Linked DNA regions of Homo sapiens: region 2 is linked to region 1. The links are chromatin loops, found by intact Hi-C in ENCODE. Cell type or tissue: endothelial cell of umbilical vein. All regions are shown on one strand. Links, peaks and the distances in the headings refer to the core of each region. The heading gives the core; the rest is flanking DNA. Region 1 overlaps CAMTA1 (calmodulin binding transcription activator 1). Region 2 overlaps CAMTA1 (calmodulin binding transcription activator 1).

Region 1 (7,485 bases), core at 1,351-5,350:
ATTTCCCTGGTCCTTGGCTGTCCTGGGTTCTCGACGCCTCTATGGCTCCCGGAGGGTAAGGCCCCAGCTGCCCATCGAGTCTGCCGGCTGGTGTGTCCCCACGGGGCTTCGTAGGTGCTGTCCCAGAGCCTTAGTCTTGGAGCTGGAGCCAGACGCAGAGGTGCCCTCGGTCTCCCTGGGCCGCTGCCAGGCGGCTGTGGCCCCTTCTTGCTCCTTCTCTGTTGCGCCGTCTTCCTTCCTTCCTTCCTTCCCTCTTTCCAACTGAATTCTCGTTTTTCCTCTCTCCCTAGTGCTTGTACGGCTGCTATGTCCATTCCTCCATCATCCCCACCTTCCACCGGAGGTGCTACTGGCTCCTTCAGGTAGGTGGCTGGGACTGGATTCTTCTTCTGTCTCTGGTGCTCGGGAAGGGTCTGTGGAGGGCACTGAGGGCGCGGGGCTCCGCATGCGACACGGCTTCGGGCTGAGAGCCCTGGTGAGCTTGCCTAGGGAGACTTCGGCTGTTGCGGCACTGAGGCCAGCTCAGTGGCTGGGCTGGTGTTGTCATGTGTCAGGAAGGGGAGAAGGCCTGGTGGCAGGGGTAGCTGTCACCCACTGATGGGAAATAAACCTAGGTGCTTCCAGCTTCCAAGGCGCCTCAGTTTTCTTTTGATGAGGACAAGAAAGAAGGCCGAGTATCCTGCCCTGAAATGCCTGTTGGCTGAAAGCTGTACATTCATTTTCTCTCATGGGTTAGTTACAAGGCACATGTGGAAAACAGGCTCCCGGAGGTTGCCAGGCACAGCTGGATTGATTGGGATAGCTGTGGGGAAAGGAGGAAGGAGCTCCGTAATCGATTTGTGATGTCTGCTGTGGCAGGGATGGAACAGGTTGTGGCTGGGCATGCTAGCCATTCCTGTGGGAGAGTGGCCTGGTGCCCAGATCTCTGTCCATGGTGTTTGTGCACAGCGTTGCTGAACCAGGGGTGGGTAGGTACGGGAGGCCCACCTGGCCTCTTGCCCTCTGGGGATCGTCTGCCAGCTGTCTTGCCTGCCGTGTGGGCGGGAAGGTCTGAGGGATCCATGCAGTCGGACTAGACATAGGTCCTTTTCAAAATGCATCCTCTGATTTGCAGCTGTTCTTGGTAGAACCCATTCCCCATGGCCTGCCTCTGTCACCCCAAGTTCTTACTGTTGCCTCTACCCAGGAGTTGCTGCCTGAGGCCTTTCCCACCATGGTTCTACTTTCTGTTGTTCAAGGCAGCAAACCCCTGGACCTTGATGGTTTAGGGATCTCTCTGACCTGGCGGGGGTGTAGTTGGAGGGGCCTGGCAGCTGGGGAAGCAAGTCCCCCAGTGCTATGACACAAGCTCAGGGAGAAAAGAGTCACACATGCCACGGAGTGCAGAGAGGCTGATGGCCACAGGAGAGCTGGTCTGGAAGGTGCCCACAGGGCCGGAGCCATGTCGATGTGGAGGCCGGGCTCAGCCTAGACAGGGCCCTCTATCCATCGGCTCTGCCCAGCCCCAGCCTCCAAACCCTTTCCATTCTCCCTCAGTTCCCAGAAATAGCCGTCTGTTGTTCAGCAAGTTCAAATGATGCCCGAGACCATCCGGGGACGTGCTGATTTGCAGAGGCTGCTTCCCAATACCTCACCCTGTCATCAGTTTCCCTGGCTCTGCCTCCCCTGGAGGCTGACGTGCTAGCACCTGCTTTTCTAATTGCTCAGACCTGTGTGCTTGAGGAGGGGAGTTGTCACATGGTCATGGGATGAGGCTTTTGGGGTCTTGTTACTAGGAATTGGTCCCAAGGTGTTCCACCCCTTGGCAGAGGGTTTTCTCCTCTACCCGATGAAGGGTGGGGTTCCACCCGAGGCCAGAGTTCTGGCGGCTGAGTCAGAGTCAGAGCATGTCCTTGAGTCCCCAGGGACAAACTCTGGCTTCCCAAGAAACACCATTTATCCAAAGCAGCCTGCAGCCCTGTACACTCCTTCCTGGGCCTCCAGCCCCATGGGTCTGGTTTCTGCCCTTTTCCTTTTCGGTTTCATGCCCCCTGGTCAGAACACCTCTTTGGCCATTGCCCTCCTGTCGGGGCAGCACCTGGAAGCTGGCATCCTGCCAGCAGCCCAGCCACCCGCTCCTCCAGGCTGGTCTGCTCCTCCAGGCCTTTTCTCCTGCACCCACGCCTCCGCCTGCCTCCCCTCATTCCATCATGCCCTTGTGGCTTTTTAATTCCACTAAATTTACTTTCCTGGAATCAGACACCATTGGGCAGCCACGAGGTCTGAGCTGATGACTTCCCAAGCTGCATTCTGCTCATTCCGGGTCCCTCCTAGATTCAGCTGCTCCTGTTCCTCAACTCGGGCCAAGCGAGGAGAGGGGTCCTGCTCTCTGCCCCAGCCCTCCCTCACTGGCGCTCCTGTTTTCCAGCCTCCGTATGCTGGAGGCATACCTGGACTGATTCATGTGTGTCTGGTTCGTTACCTCCCAGCTGGCGGGGAAGTTGGAGTCTCCCCGAAGGCCAGGATGGCAGGACCAGGCTTCTTCATGGCCGAGCTGGGGCCTCTTCATCTTCTCTGCCCAAGCCTGGGGGAGCCATCCCTCCCCATCCCTCTCCTCTGTGTCCTCCAGCATCAGACTTGTTTCTGTGATCAGATCACAAAGAGGGAGCGCACACAGGTGTAGGGGGTTCCTGCTCCCCCAGGTCTGTGCGGGGCAACAGCAGGTTAAGGAGCTAAGGCCAAAGCAATTAGCACAATGCACGCCCTGCTCGGAGCCCAGAGCCTATGTGGCAGCCGGTGCCGCTCAGGGCAATTTGTTCTGGTGCTAATTACAACACCAGGATAATGATGCTGTGGCCAGGTTTAATTTCTCTGATGTTAAATAGGAAAGAAGCCATGAGTTACTGGCTCAGATGGAAATTGGCTCAAGTGTGTCTCTGACACCAATTACCAAGAAAAAGGATTAGGTGGGGTCCAAGGTGTCAGGGCAGTGCCCATGTTGGGAGCTGAGGAAGGAGGCTGCTCAGATGCCAGCCCCGAGCCAGCCTGGTCCTCTGAATGCAGGAGGCACTAGGAAAGGGAGTGATGGGCTGGCCATGCTCTCTCAGCCCCCTGCAGGGGGTGAGCCTTCTAGAAAGGTAAGGGCATTGGAGGAAAGAGGGAGGAAGGAAAGGAAGAAGTGCTTCTGGAAAAAGGAGACTTTCTCCAAGGAATAGCACCCACTGCCCCACCTTTGTAGCCTCAGTTCAGTGGCCGCCTCCTGCCGGCCCACTGTGAACTCGCTCCTGCCCTCTGAGATGCTCCAGCTGATGTCACCCAAGGCCACTTAGCACTTAGTGGGCACGTCTGCCTATGTTGGCCTCGATTTTCCTCTCCAACTAGTCAGCTCCCAAGGGAGAGACATGAATTCCTGTCTCCCCTGAGTGCCCAGCCCAGAGCCACAGCCACCACAGGGCAGGAGCCAGCATTTGGGAGAGCCATGTTCTGCTGTGGTGACGTATCCACCCCGGGGCGGGAATGAGCAGGCCTCGCAGACTCGGGGCCTGGAGCTCAGGATTGGTGCCAAGATTTACAGAGAAGGGCCTGAGTTGACGTGGCACGTAAGCTTCTGAGTCATCGGGCTTTCAGGGGAGGGTGCTACCTCTCTGTCTGTGTCTGTCTGTCTGTCTTTCAGGCTCTCTGTCTCTCTCTGCGTCTCTCTCTGTCATGTTCTCCCTCCCCATCTCTCCATTGCTGACAAATATTCTATTAGGCTATGAGCGAGGAGACGGGCAGGGAGCCTCTCACAGGCAGGGCACTAGAGCCCATGTGGCCCATAGGCTCATAAAGCCATTGGCATGACCAGTAACCACCATGTGAGGTCACCAGGACAGCTGGGGAGGGACCAGATGACCTGAGCTCAGCCCACTCCAGCTGGGCAGGGCCAGAGCCATGACCTGGAAGAGGCCACCTCTTCCCCTCTGCTGGTGGCACCCATCCTCAGCATTGCTGGGGGCTCTGTGTCACAGCTGACAGGGCCTTCAGGCTCCCCTGAGCCTACCCAGTGCATTTTCTAGAAGGATTTCTGAGACCCAGCGAGAGCAGGGCCAGGCCCAGGTCACCCAGTGGGTCAGGGGAGGAGCAGGCAGTGCTCCGTTCTCCCGATGCCTTGGCCTCTGCCCCTACCGCCTGATGTGGGTGTCACTGCAGCCGCAGGACCCTGAGCCTCGTGAGGTAGAGGAGGCATGAAGGGGTGAGCTGGACAGAGCGGTCCCTCCTGTTTGGGATTTTCTGATGGTTTCGAGGGGTAGGCAGCAGAGGTTCAGGGCCCCCTGACCTCCTCATGTGCCCCTTTCTCCTGGTCCTCCACCTTCCGTCCTTCTCTGCATTCTCCGCCTGCCCCCGCAGGGGACCAGGCCCCCATTCCAGGCCAGACTTCCCTGCAGATTCTGTATGGCTCATTTGGAAACTATTTCTGCTTCTAATGAGTGTTTTCCTTTGTGCCCTTGTCCTCTAAAATGCTTAATGACTGCTTTCCGTGCTCGAGTGAAGCGGGGGTGTGTCCCCGCATGGCTGCCATTGCCAGGCCGGAGCTGTTTGGCTGCCAAGCCCGGCTTGCTTGGGTGGAGGCAGCGGGGGGTCCTTCCTGGCCCACGCTGGCAGCACAGACCAAGCCTGTGGGGGCAAGAGCACGGCTGCGGGGAGACGAGGACCCTGGGGCCTTAGGAGACCACAGGACAGGGTGGCAGTGCAGGTCGGGGCTCCCACATCACTGGAACAGGCAGATCTTTGAGCCTGAGTTCTAGGAGTTGAGCTCCTTGGGGGACTCTGGATTCAGAGTCTGAGGAGCTGGATTCCAGCTCTGCCTGGACCTACCTGAGCACCAGGAGCGGTGACCATGCCACTGGACACCTCTGGTGCTGACTCCTGGCTGGGCAGTGAGCCTCCACCACGCACCACACTTCACCTGGGAGAAAACAGCCTCCGAGAAGCTCCACAGTTGCTCAGTCAATAGGGGGCAACCATCGCTGCCCTCCGCTGCCTCCCCTGGGGGCACCACCATCACCCCTGTTTATAGATGAGGCATTTGAGAATCAGAGAGATTGGGCACCTTGTAGCAGATCACGGAAGTGGCCAGAAAGTGGGACAGCTGCTGGGCCCTCAGCCTGGATGCTGTCTGCTTGCTGCCCCCACATGAGCCTTTGCCAGCCCTGGGTCCCCCTAGAAGTAGTGGGTGCAGGGCACAGGGGTGCCATCACCCCCTAGAGCAGGCACCGTGAGACTAAGCACCACAGGCATTGTGGCCAGAACAGAGCCCAGCCACAGCAGCCTCTGTGGCTGGTGCTGCTGAGTGGGGACTCGGGGCGGGGACAATGCCAGTTCACCATGGGGTTCACTCCAGGCGGTCCTGGCCCCAAAGGGCCCCCATGTCCAGGAGCGAAGTTGCCTTTACCTGGGACTCACCACCCCCCAGGAGAGGAAGAAGATGCCTTCTCCATGGGGCTGCCTCTGGGCAGGATCCAGGCTTCCCCACAAGGCCTGGGGCTCTGAAACCAGGTTCACAGGGGAGAGATGAAGCTCCAGATCCCCAAATCAGTGGGCCTTCCATCCCCAGAGTGGTCAGCTGCTTGTCCACCCTGGGGCTGAGAGCAGGGTTTCCTAGGGTAGTTCCCAGAGAGGGGAGAAGGGCAAGGCTGCAGGGAGAGGCCCTAGGGGAGATGCCCCGGTTCCACTCCTGCCCCAGGCCATCTGCCCTCCATGGGAGCCCTGCAGAGTTAGCCAGAACATGGATCTCTCCAGCCAGAGCAGGTCCCATTGGCATACTTGGCCTTTTGGCCCATAGGAGGAACAGCTGGGGCTGGGGCAGCTCCATGGCAGAGGGACCGGCAGTCCTAGAGCCCAGGCTCGGGGCTCCCCCAAGGAGGAGGAGGAGGACAAGTGGCCTCTCCAGGCTGCTACAGCCTCTGGAGTTCCATACTCAGGCCCTAGAGAAGCCACTTCTGCTCCTTGTTCAGGAGACCTTGCAGCCAACAGCCTTTTCAGCCTCTGCCCCAGACACAGGCCCTATAGGCCTCAGCCCAGGCATGCCCCCAGGGAGTCCTCCCTTCATGCTGCAGCCCTCAAGAGGGGCCGTGGGGCCCCCTCACTGCTGAAGAATCTTTTCAGAGGGACAGGCCCTGCAGGTCCCTGAGGGCAACTGAGTCCCAGGCACCCCCAGCCAACAGAGAAGAGAGTAGGCCGTGAGCCCTCCTGGCCCAGCTCCAGGGACCGTGGCACCTCATGGTGGGTCTGAGATGAGCCCAGCTCCACACTGGGGCATTAGTGTAGTTTTTCTCCACTGACGCCGGAACCTGGCTGTGGAACGCGATGGCCTCTCTGAGCCGACTGCCTCTGGCTCCCCAGGAAGGGTCCTCAGGATGTGTCTCTTCTGGGAGCACCAAAGCGTGCTGCTGTGTCAGGTCTAGGCATCCTGCAGGGTCCCTGAACCCCAGCCCCTGCCTGCTGCAACCACACAGGAGGCTGCCCTTCCGGGGCCACCCCCCTGGACACTGGGTGAGTGGATGGGCACCATCAGCCCTCTGTGTGGGGTGGGGTTTAGACCCGTCAAATAGTGGGGTTAGGATCACCCAAAGAAGCACCTATTAGCTGTGTGACACTGGGCAGTTTGTCTAATTTCTCCGAGTCTCAGTTAGCTCATCCATAAAATGGAGCCAACAGCAAAGAAGCAGCTATTAGCTGTGTGACTCTGGGCAGTTTGTCTAATGTCTCTGAGTCTCAGTTAGCTCATCCATAAAATGGAGCCAACAGCAAAGAAGCAGCTATTGGCTGTGTGAATCTGGGCAGTCTGTCTATTTTCTCTGAGTCTCAGTTTGCTCATCCATAAAATGGAGCCAACAGCAGCATGGAATACAGAGGCTGTTGGAGGAGTGGAAGTCTGCATTGATGCCGTGCATAAAATGTCACCCAGTCCCTGGCACAGGGCAAGCATCCACGAATGATAGCTTGATGCTGCCAGCACCAGGTAGACCTGTAAGTGGACATCCTGAATCCCGGAGAAAGCGTCTGTGACATCCCCACCCCATCCCTAGCATCCCACCTCTGCATTCTCTCTCCCAGAGGCGTTGAGCTAGGCTGAGCCAGCCCCTCCCAAAGCCTGAGCCAGGCAGGAGCCCCGCTGGTACAGGCAGCCTCTCTACCCTTCATACCACCCTCTTCTGCAGCCCGGACAGAGAAGGGAGCAGAGGCTACACCAGGGTGGTGCTGTCATTGCAATAAATGTCCCTTAGCCACCCAAGAGACTTGATGTCTATTTGGAGAATGAGCAGCTCTTTGGCAACCCAAGTGTCTCCCCAGAAGTGCAGCCTCTCCCCGCACCCCACTCCAGGACCATGCCCTGCAGCCCTCAGGAAGGACTGCCCTGGCGGTGAGCTGTGAGCTCGGTCATGGAAGGGACTGCAGGCCAAGTGGGACACCCTGAAGAGTATGGCCGCGCTCGCCCCTCAGCCCGTGGCCTCCTCCTGGTGGTGG
Region 2 (7,485 bases), core at 1,444-5,443, 82 kb after region 1:
TGACCTTCTCCTGCCACCACAGAACCCCTTGGCCACCTCCCTCATCCTTATTCCCCCGATTGGTGCCCACAGAACCTGTGCTTGGCTGTCAGCAAAGGCGTCAGAAATGGGATGACTCATTTCCTCTCCAATGCCCTGGGGCATTCAGAAAGTCTACTTGTGGAAAAAGTGCTTTAGATAAAATGCAGTTGTGGACTGGCCCAGCTTTAGTTTAAATCTTTTCATCTCACAAATATTTTTAAGGACCCACTATCAATCAGACAATGTCCTCAAGTGATATGTGAGGTTCATGAGTGATTAAAACAAAGACACCTGTGGGCCGGGAGAGACAAACAGAAAAGAAAAAAATGAGTAACTCAAGCATGTCAGAAAGTGATATGTGTTGTAGGAAGAAGAAAGAGCTCAGAGTAAGAATGGGAGGGTGAGGGCGGGAGGGTTTCATTCTTCAAGAACTTAGGAGAGCCTCCTGTGTGCCAAGCGCCCAGGCTTGGCCCTGGGGGCTCAGAGAAGAGGCTGGCCCCATCTCAGAGACCACAGCATCTATAGAGAGAGGAACATAAGAGACAGAGGTTAGGGGCTCTGGTGCTCGGAGGAGGAGTCTCAAAGGAATCTGAAAGAGGGAAGGAAGGAGGAGGAGGGTGTGCAAAGGAGGAGAATCCCAAGGAGTCATTGCAGGGGAGTGGAGGAGAGGGTGCAGGGAGTGGAGGAGAGGGTGAGTTTCTGGGAGGGGCTGGAGTGAGGCTAAGGGTGCCCAGAGGCAGAAGACAGCTGAGCTGACCTAGTAACTTTGGATTTAAAAATCTGTGAATCCACAGCTCCCAGAGTGGTAGGAAGAGAAGCTGATACAGAGGGTTAATGGAGTGTTAAATGCAGATCTTTCTTTGGAGACCCTGGTCTGGGAGGGGAAGAACAAGATGATGGTTCCGGAGTCCAGTGAGCAAGTTTAACCTGGGCCACTCACCATTCCTTTTTGCCTCAAGAGTGTGGCCCTGATCCAGAGTCCTGAATGGGGAAGCCCAGGGCCTCCCACTGCCTGTGCCACCCAGCCACTCCCACCCGGCTTTCTCCCACCTGGACCTCCCCTCCCTGGCCCTGGCCACCTGGGCCCCTCCCATATGGTAGGGGCCTCGCCCTCTGTCCCCTCCCCATAATCCCTCCCACCTGGGCCCCTCCTACCTGGCCCTCTCCTACCTGACCCTCTTTAACGTGATCTTTTCCTACCTGGCCCCCTCCCACCTGGCCCCTCACCTAACCACACCTACCTGGCCTCCTCGCAGCTGGCCCTCCCCTACCTGACTCTGTCTCACACAGTCCTCTCCTACCTGGCCCCTCCCCCTGACTCCTCCCCACTGAACCCTGACACCTGCCCCTCCCACCCGGCCCTCTCCTACCTGACCGTCTTTCACATGGTCCTCTCCTACCTGGCCCCTACCACCCGGCCCCCTCACCTGACCACACCCACCCAGCTGACCCTCTCTCACCTGGGCCTCTCTCTCCCAGGCCCAGCAGCAGCCCATAGACACCCCAGCTCTCTCTGCCCCCTCCCCACGAGGAATCTCCCTTGGCCTCCTTCACAGGAAGGCAAAGTACCCCCGCTTCATTTTAATGGATTTTTGTCTAATTACTGACTGGAACAGATGCAGAGACAACCTCATTGAAAGGTCTGGGAAGGCGCAGGATTGGCCTGGGAGAGCCAGTGTGACCTTCACCCTCACAGGGAGGGAAGCACCACGAGGTTACTCACTAGTCCCTCCTGGTCTCCACCCCAGTCTCCACCCTAGCCACCCTGGGGCTTCCCTGCCCAGAGGGGAGAAGCAAGGAAGGGAGGAGGGTGCTTATCACATCCTGTGCCCAGCTGGGCTCCGGAGGTCGGACAAGAGCTGCAGGGCCAAAGGACATGTGTGCGCAGGTGCACTGAGTGTATGTGCATGTGTGTGTGTGCACATGTATGTATCTGTGCATGAGTGTGTATGTGCATGTGTGTGCACACACACAGGTGTTTATGAGGAAGAAAACGCAGGGCACAGAGGAGGAAGGCACCCAGCTAGTTCCCAGACGCTTGTTCCTTCTCTCCATTCGTAACAGAGCATGCCTGAAGTGGCCTTGAGCTCCAGAGAACCGTGTGTCTTCCAGGCAACTTCCTGTGTCCATCGGGTCACGTCCTCACCGCAGGCTCCCAGCAGCCCCCTCCCCTACTGGGGACACTGTGGCTGCTGAAGCTTCCTGACACTCCAGAGAATTTAATGCAACCCGACTCCCCTGTGGCTTTGCCTGAATAGGGCCTGATCAGGCCTGGGTCCCCGTGGCCCTCAGAGCCTGTCCCTGGTGTCCAGTATCTGTGGCCCTTGGAGCCTGTCCCTGGCACTGGGTCTCTGCTGCTGGGACTGCTCCCTAAGAGGTTCTCTCTGGTCTTACCAGCTGGCTGGTTCCCAGGGGTAGAAGGACACCTCTTAGGCTTCTCTCCATTCCTGATGGCCTCAGCACAGAACCAAGCACAGAAAAACCCCCAGGGAGGGAGAGTTAAGTAGGACTGGGACTCCAGTGTAGACCTCAGCCAGGTTCCAGGATATGCACTTTTTAAAATCCTCTCATTTAATCCTCACCAGAATCCTAGAAGTGGGCCTGTAGGTGAGGAAAGAGAAGCTCAGAGAGGACCAGTGACTTGCCATAGGTCACACAGTGGGAGACGGTAGAACTTGGATTCAAACCCCAGTCTGACCCCAAGGGGCACCAGCCTCCTCCTTTGACAGAGCAAGGCTGATGGCCAGAGGGACTGATGAAGTAGCCTTCTGAAGGCCACCACACCCCCCCAGTGCCACCCAGCCTAGCTCTGGAGGCAAGGGAACGATGCTTCTGCCACAAGAGGCTGCATCTCTGGACCGCCAAGTCCCAGAACAGGACCTCTGAGCCCGGACCTCACTCAGCCCCTGCAAGGTGCCGTAAAGTGTGATGCAGAGCTTGCTGCACAGGGTCAGGCAAACCATGGCCCCATTTCTCCATCCACCCAGGAGCCATTCCCAGTTGTGTTCACTGGGAACAGTGGATGTGCCTGTCTCGGCCAGACTCTGCTTGTGAAACAGCATTCAGCAGACTCTCCTGTGTGTGCGCCTGACACACAGGGGTGGGACAGGAGCAGAGCACTGGCCGACAGGAGGGAAGGAAGGAGGAAGTCCAGAAGCTGGCTCGCCTGGGCTTCAGGCCGCAGCCACTGTGAGCCCTGTCCATCCCGGGTCACTGCCCACGCATATCCAGGAGGTTGCTCATTAAACTGAAAGCAGGGGAGGACTGGCTCTCCTGCTTCCTGTCCAAACACTCAGGGCTCTGGAGCAGCCCGCCCAGTTCCGCAATGGTGCACTGCAGCAAAGCAGGGAGGCTGGGTTAGGGGAAGAGCTGGTGGAGGCCCCTGCCACAGCTCCCGGGATGGCGTGCTCAGAGTTGACCTCCAGAGTCACAGTGAACCAGGAGGTTACAGTCCAAGGAGCACGGAGCCGCACGGAGAGCCTCTTACCCTGTTTCTCTCCTGCCCTGTCCATGTTAAGCAGTAGCTGAGTGGGGATGTCATTGTGGCAAACCTTCCCCCAACAGCCGGTGAGGACAGAGGGACCTCTGGGAGCTGCAATAGGAACAGCCGCAGTCTAACTGGCTTTCAGAGAAGCTAAAGACTGTGCTAAGATTGGTAGTGAGAACAGGGCCTGGCACACATGAAGTACCTTGAGTGAATGAACGAATGAGTGAGTGAGTAAATGAATGAGTGAATGAATGAATGAGTGAATGCATGAATGAATGAGTGAATGAATGAATGAGTGAATGCATGAATGAGTGAATAAGTGAGTGAATGAATGAGGGAATGAATGAATGAGGGAATGAATGAATGAGTGAATAATTGAGTGAGTGAATGAATGAGTGAATGAGTGAGTGAATTCAGGGCTCAGCTATGATGAAGAGGGCACACTGGCAGTGAGGGAGAGCTGTGCAGAAATCTGTGCTTTAGAGAAAGTGTAGTCATCCATTCCCAGAGCCATCAGCTGTGTATTGAGTGCTGCCACGTGTAGGGGCTGAGATGCAGGACCCATCCCACAGGGCTCCCCTGGAGGGAGCTCACAGCCTAGTGGACTGAAAGATTGAAAGCAAGAGGGATAAGCGAAGCTCAGGGTTCTGTCCCTGACCCTCTTTGGTGTCCCCCATCTGTGCACAGAACCTGGCTCAGAGGTGACTGCACAGATTTCCTGGAGGCCCAGATGGGGGTGCTGAAAGGTGCTGAGAGAAACTTCCCTGGTTTAAGCCTCAGGAAAGGAAAGGGCAGCTTCCCAGACATCTCCAGGCAAAGTGTCAGGAACCCTGGGTCCTGTAGCTCTAACAAGAATTCTCACCTGCAATCAAGAGCTTGGATTCAAAGAGAAGGGAGGTCGTGCTCTGCAGGGCTATCTCAACAGTGACTCTGAGTCCAGGCCTGAACAGCCACATGATGCAGGGGCGTGAAATCAGAAGTGATTGTCACCCTGTGCTAAGATGAGACCAACATGACTGCCCCCCTGCTCTGTCTCTGGGGAGTCTGTACTCAGGTCCTAGCAATTTGTACTCAGGTTCTTTCAGTGGGCCACAAAGTGATGGGTTCTGGACTCTAAAATTCCTGGATGTGGGCTCTGTTCTAGTGCACACTGCAGGGAAGTGTCTGGAAGCATGAGAGAAGAGGGAAATAAATGTAGAAGATGGCCTGGGTGGTGGTAGCTGAAAATTTCCTCCACATAAAGGAAGGCAGGAGTCATTCCCGGGTTCGTTTCATTACATGGAAGAAGAAGGGTGTTTTCCTGCCAGGTACCTCCCTTCAAGCTCCCTTGCTGGCCCAGGGCTTAGGAATTCCCCAGAAGTGGTCATCTTCCTCCATTTCTCTACCCTGCACTCCTTCACTCTTTCAGCTGGTTGCTTGGCAGATATCTGTAGAGACCTAGTATGTGCCAAATGCTGTTCTAGGTGTGAGGTTGCTCTTCCTCGTCTTAGTTCTAAACCACTTGCCTTACATGCTGCGATAACAAATCACCAGCTGCCACCTTCCCCTCCCGTGCCCAGGGCAGACATTACTAATGGATCACAGCACATTTTCCAAATGCAGTCTCAGAATCCTGCCCAGCCTGGCCCTACAGCTGTCAGCTGTCAGTAGAAGCCCATGAATAAGAGAAAAGTAATTTGCTATCCCTGCTCTTGCCCCCTCCTGTCACTGCCTCCACCCTGATCATCTCTGACCTGTTGGCTCTTTCTGCCATTTTCAGCCTCACACAAACACTGACGATGTCCCTCCCACCCTCTCCTTAGCGTCTGCCTTTGACCACAAGCTGGGTTCTTCCTCCTCCCCCAGGACTTGAGTTTCAATGACCTTCTGAGGTTGTCCCAGTTCCTGGAACCCCTTATCTTGGCTTGCTTCATCCCCCCCAACCCCATGCCAAAAAAAGAAGCCAGATTTCTGTAGGGCAGAAACAAAACCCAGCAGACTTCCCAAGCCAGATGGTGGGGGCCCAAATCTGAGAACTGAATTTTTCTGACTTTTTTTTTCAAGCAATCTGCTAATGGAGGCGAGAACAAGACTCAGGGAGTTATCAGCTGCCTCTGTCAACAGTGGGTAATGATGTGTGAATGCTGGCACCTCCCAGTAAACTGTGAACCTCAAGGGTATCCCCAAGTGCCTTTCAGCCTGCTTGCCCTCCAGGAGAGGGGATTGCTCCCCAGCTGCCCCTTCAAAGCCTGCAGCGAGATGGGTGTGTTCTGGGAGCCGGATTGGCCTGTGGCTTTGGAAATCTATTTATGGGACACACAGAGCTCGCCCTTTTTTAGAACTAGAGGAAACTGACAGCTTCGATTGACAGAAAGCTCCGCGAAAAGGAAGGGAGCATTTGTTTCCATTTTTAAAGTGCTCAAGCTTATTTGGGGGTGCATGTGGGTAGGACCCAGGAGGGCAGCTGGGACCAGAATTTCTCAGAGCCAAAGCAAGCAGCCCCTCCATTCATGCTCCCTCCATGGGTCCTGTGGGTCTGCTGCCCTCCACCCACCTGTGGCCACCCCACAGCCCTGCTCCTCCTTCTCCTCTTTCTCTCCTGAGACCCAGAGCTGTGCCCTCCCCAAAGCCACTCTCTCATCATTCCCCAGGGCAGACAGAGCCAGGGCCTGGATATCCCAAGAATCACAAGCTTGGAACTCTCACCCAAGGAGCCGAATGAGGTCCTGCTCCTGGAACAGGCAGGAGAAAAGCCCCTGGCTCCCACGGAGCTCCAGGGCCCATGGGTGGCTCTGGTCACATTTGCAGCCTGGTGTCCCTGTCTCCCCCAGCACCAAGGCAAGCACCTAGCACGTGGTCCCCCAAACCAAGCTCAAGCCCAGGAGTCATTCATTCACCTCCTCTGTCACATTCCACCCCCAGGTCACCACTAGGTCTGTCCACCTGTTCTCCTAAATGCCCCAAACCCAACCACGTCCTGCATCTCACACCAGCTCCAATCTAAGCCGCTAGGGCCCTTTTTTCCAAATGCGGGTTGTATTAATATGCAGCCATGGTGAGGCTAGCAGATCAGCAGGCGGCTGCCTGTTTAAGATGGTTTGTTACTCATAGATCCCATGAGGAGGGGGCAGGCCACGTCACACAGGACCACTTGGGGAAGCAGGGAGTCCATCAAGAGGCAGAGGGAGCCGGGGGCAATGTGGGCAGAGCCTCTATTGTGGTTTTTGCAGGAAGGAACAAGTAAGACGGGGTGAGCAGGCTTTGGAGAAATTCCTGGGGTAATTCCTGCGGGCTCTGGGCGGAGAGGCTGCCCCTAAGTTGTCCCTGGCCTGGGGTGACTAGGGCAGCTAGATGGTGGCCCTTGGGGGAAACCCTGATAGAGGAGGTTGTGGGGTATGGGCTCTGGGTGGGTTGGTCTGAAAGGTGGGTTCCCAGGCCAGTCCTTTGCTATCTCTAGGAATTGACCAGCCCTAGGGGGGCAGTCCCTCCAGGTTCAGCAAGGCCCCAGAGGTCAAAGCATCAGAAATACAGAAAATAAAATGGCATGACGACTGTGCCTTCTTCCGGACCCTGGCCAAGGTTTTCTGAGCATGCTCTCACCCTTGCAAACTCTTCCTTGCACAGTGGCTAGCAATAATGATCCTCATGTGGTCATTACAGCCATGCACACGCACATCACCTCGCCAATTCAACACCACTGTTCTAAGGGTGGCCACTGTGGCCATTCCTGCTCTCAAACCCCATCTCAAACCTTGTGCCCCACCCCACGCTCCAGACACACTGGCCTCTTGCAGGTGTGGAATGCACTCAATTCGTCTGCCTGGGCCATCCACCTCCCCTCCTCTGCTCACACCCACTCAGCCCTGTGACCCCTGCCTAAGGATCCTCGAAGAACCAGCTCCCCTCCCTCACTGCTTGGGCCTCTGTGGTGGGAATTTTGGATCCAAAAGGGCCACCCCACTCAGAGTGAGCATTCAGTGGGGCATGCTGGGCACCGA

What was found. Hi-C counts contacts between places; a loop is a spot of excess contacts. Peaks named below come from ENCODE experiments on the same cell type or tissue, not always from the same donor. Only the 100,000 strongest peaks of a DNase experiment are listed, where the experiment ranks them.
Region 2: a loop joins it to region 1, with 5 times the contacts of the local background. A loop is called at or near these places in 3 of 110 quality-filtered maps.

What each region holds. Positions count from the first base shown.
Region 1 is chr1:7,467,540-7,475,024 of GRCh38, forward strand. CAMTA1 (calmodulin binding transcription activator 1) reads left to right here. Exons shown (of 23, transcript NM_015215.4): 6 at 291-362. Among named protein-coding and RNA genes, the nearest start is that of CAMTA1-AS1, 30 kb to the left of the region's middle. RefSeq lists enhancers at 3,051-3,595, 5,318-6,009 and a silencer at 3,571-3,720. In endothelial cell of umbilical vein, for the core only: no CTCF peak of the experiment used is centred there; DNase peaks (open chromatin) are centred at 3,552 and 4,432; H3K27ac peaks cover 1,419 bases.
Region 2 is chr1:7,549,388-7,556,872 of GRCh38, forward strand. The region is part of intron 6 of CAMTA1 (calmodulin binding transcription activator 1); the gene reads left to right. Among named protein-coding and RNA genes, the nearest start is that of CAMTA1-AS1, 110 kb to the left of the region's middle. In endothelial cell of umbilical vein, for the core only: no CTCF peak of the experiment used is centred there; a DNase peak (open chromatin) is centred at 3,214; H3K27ac peaks cover 554 bases.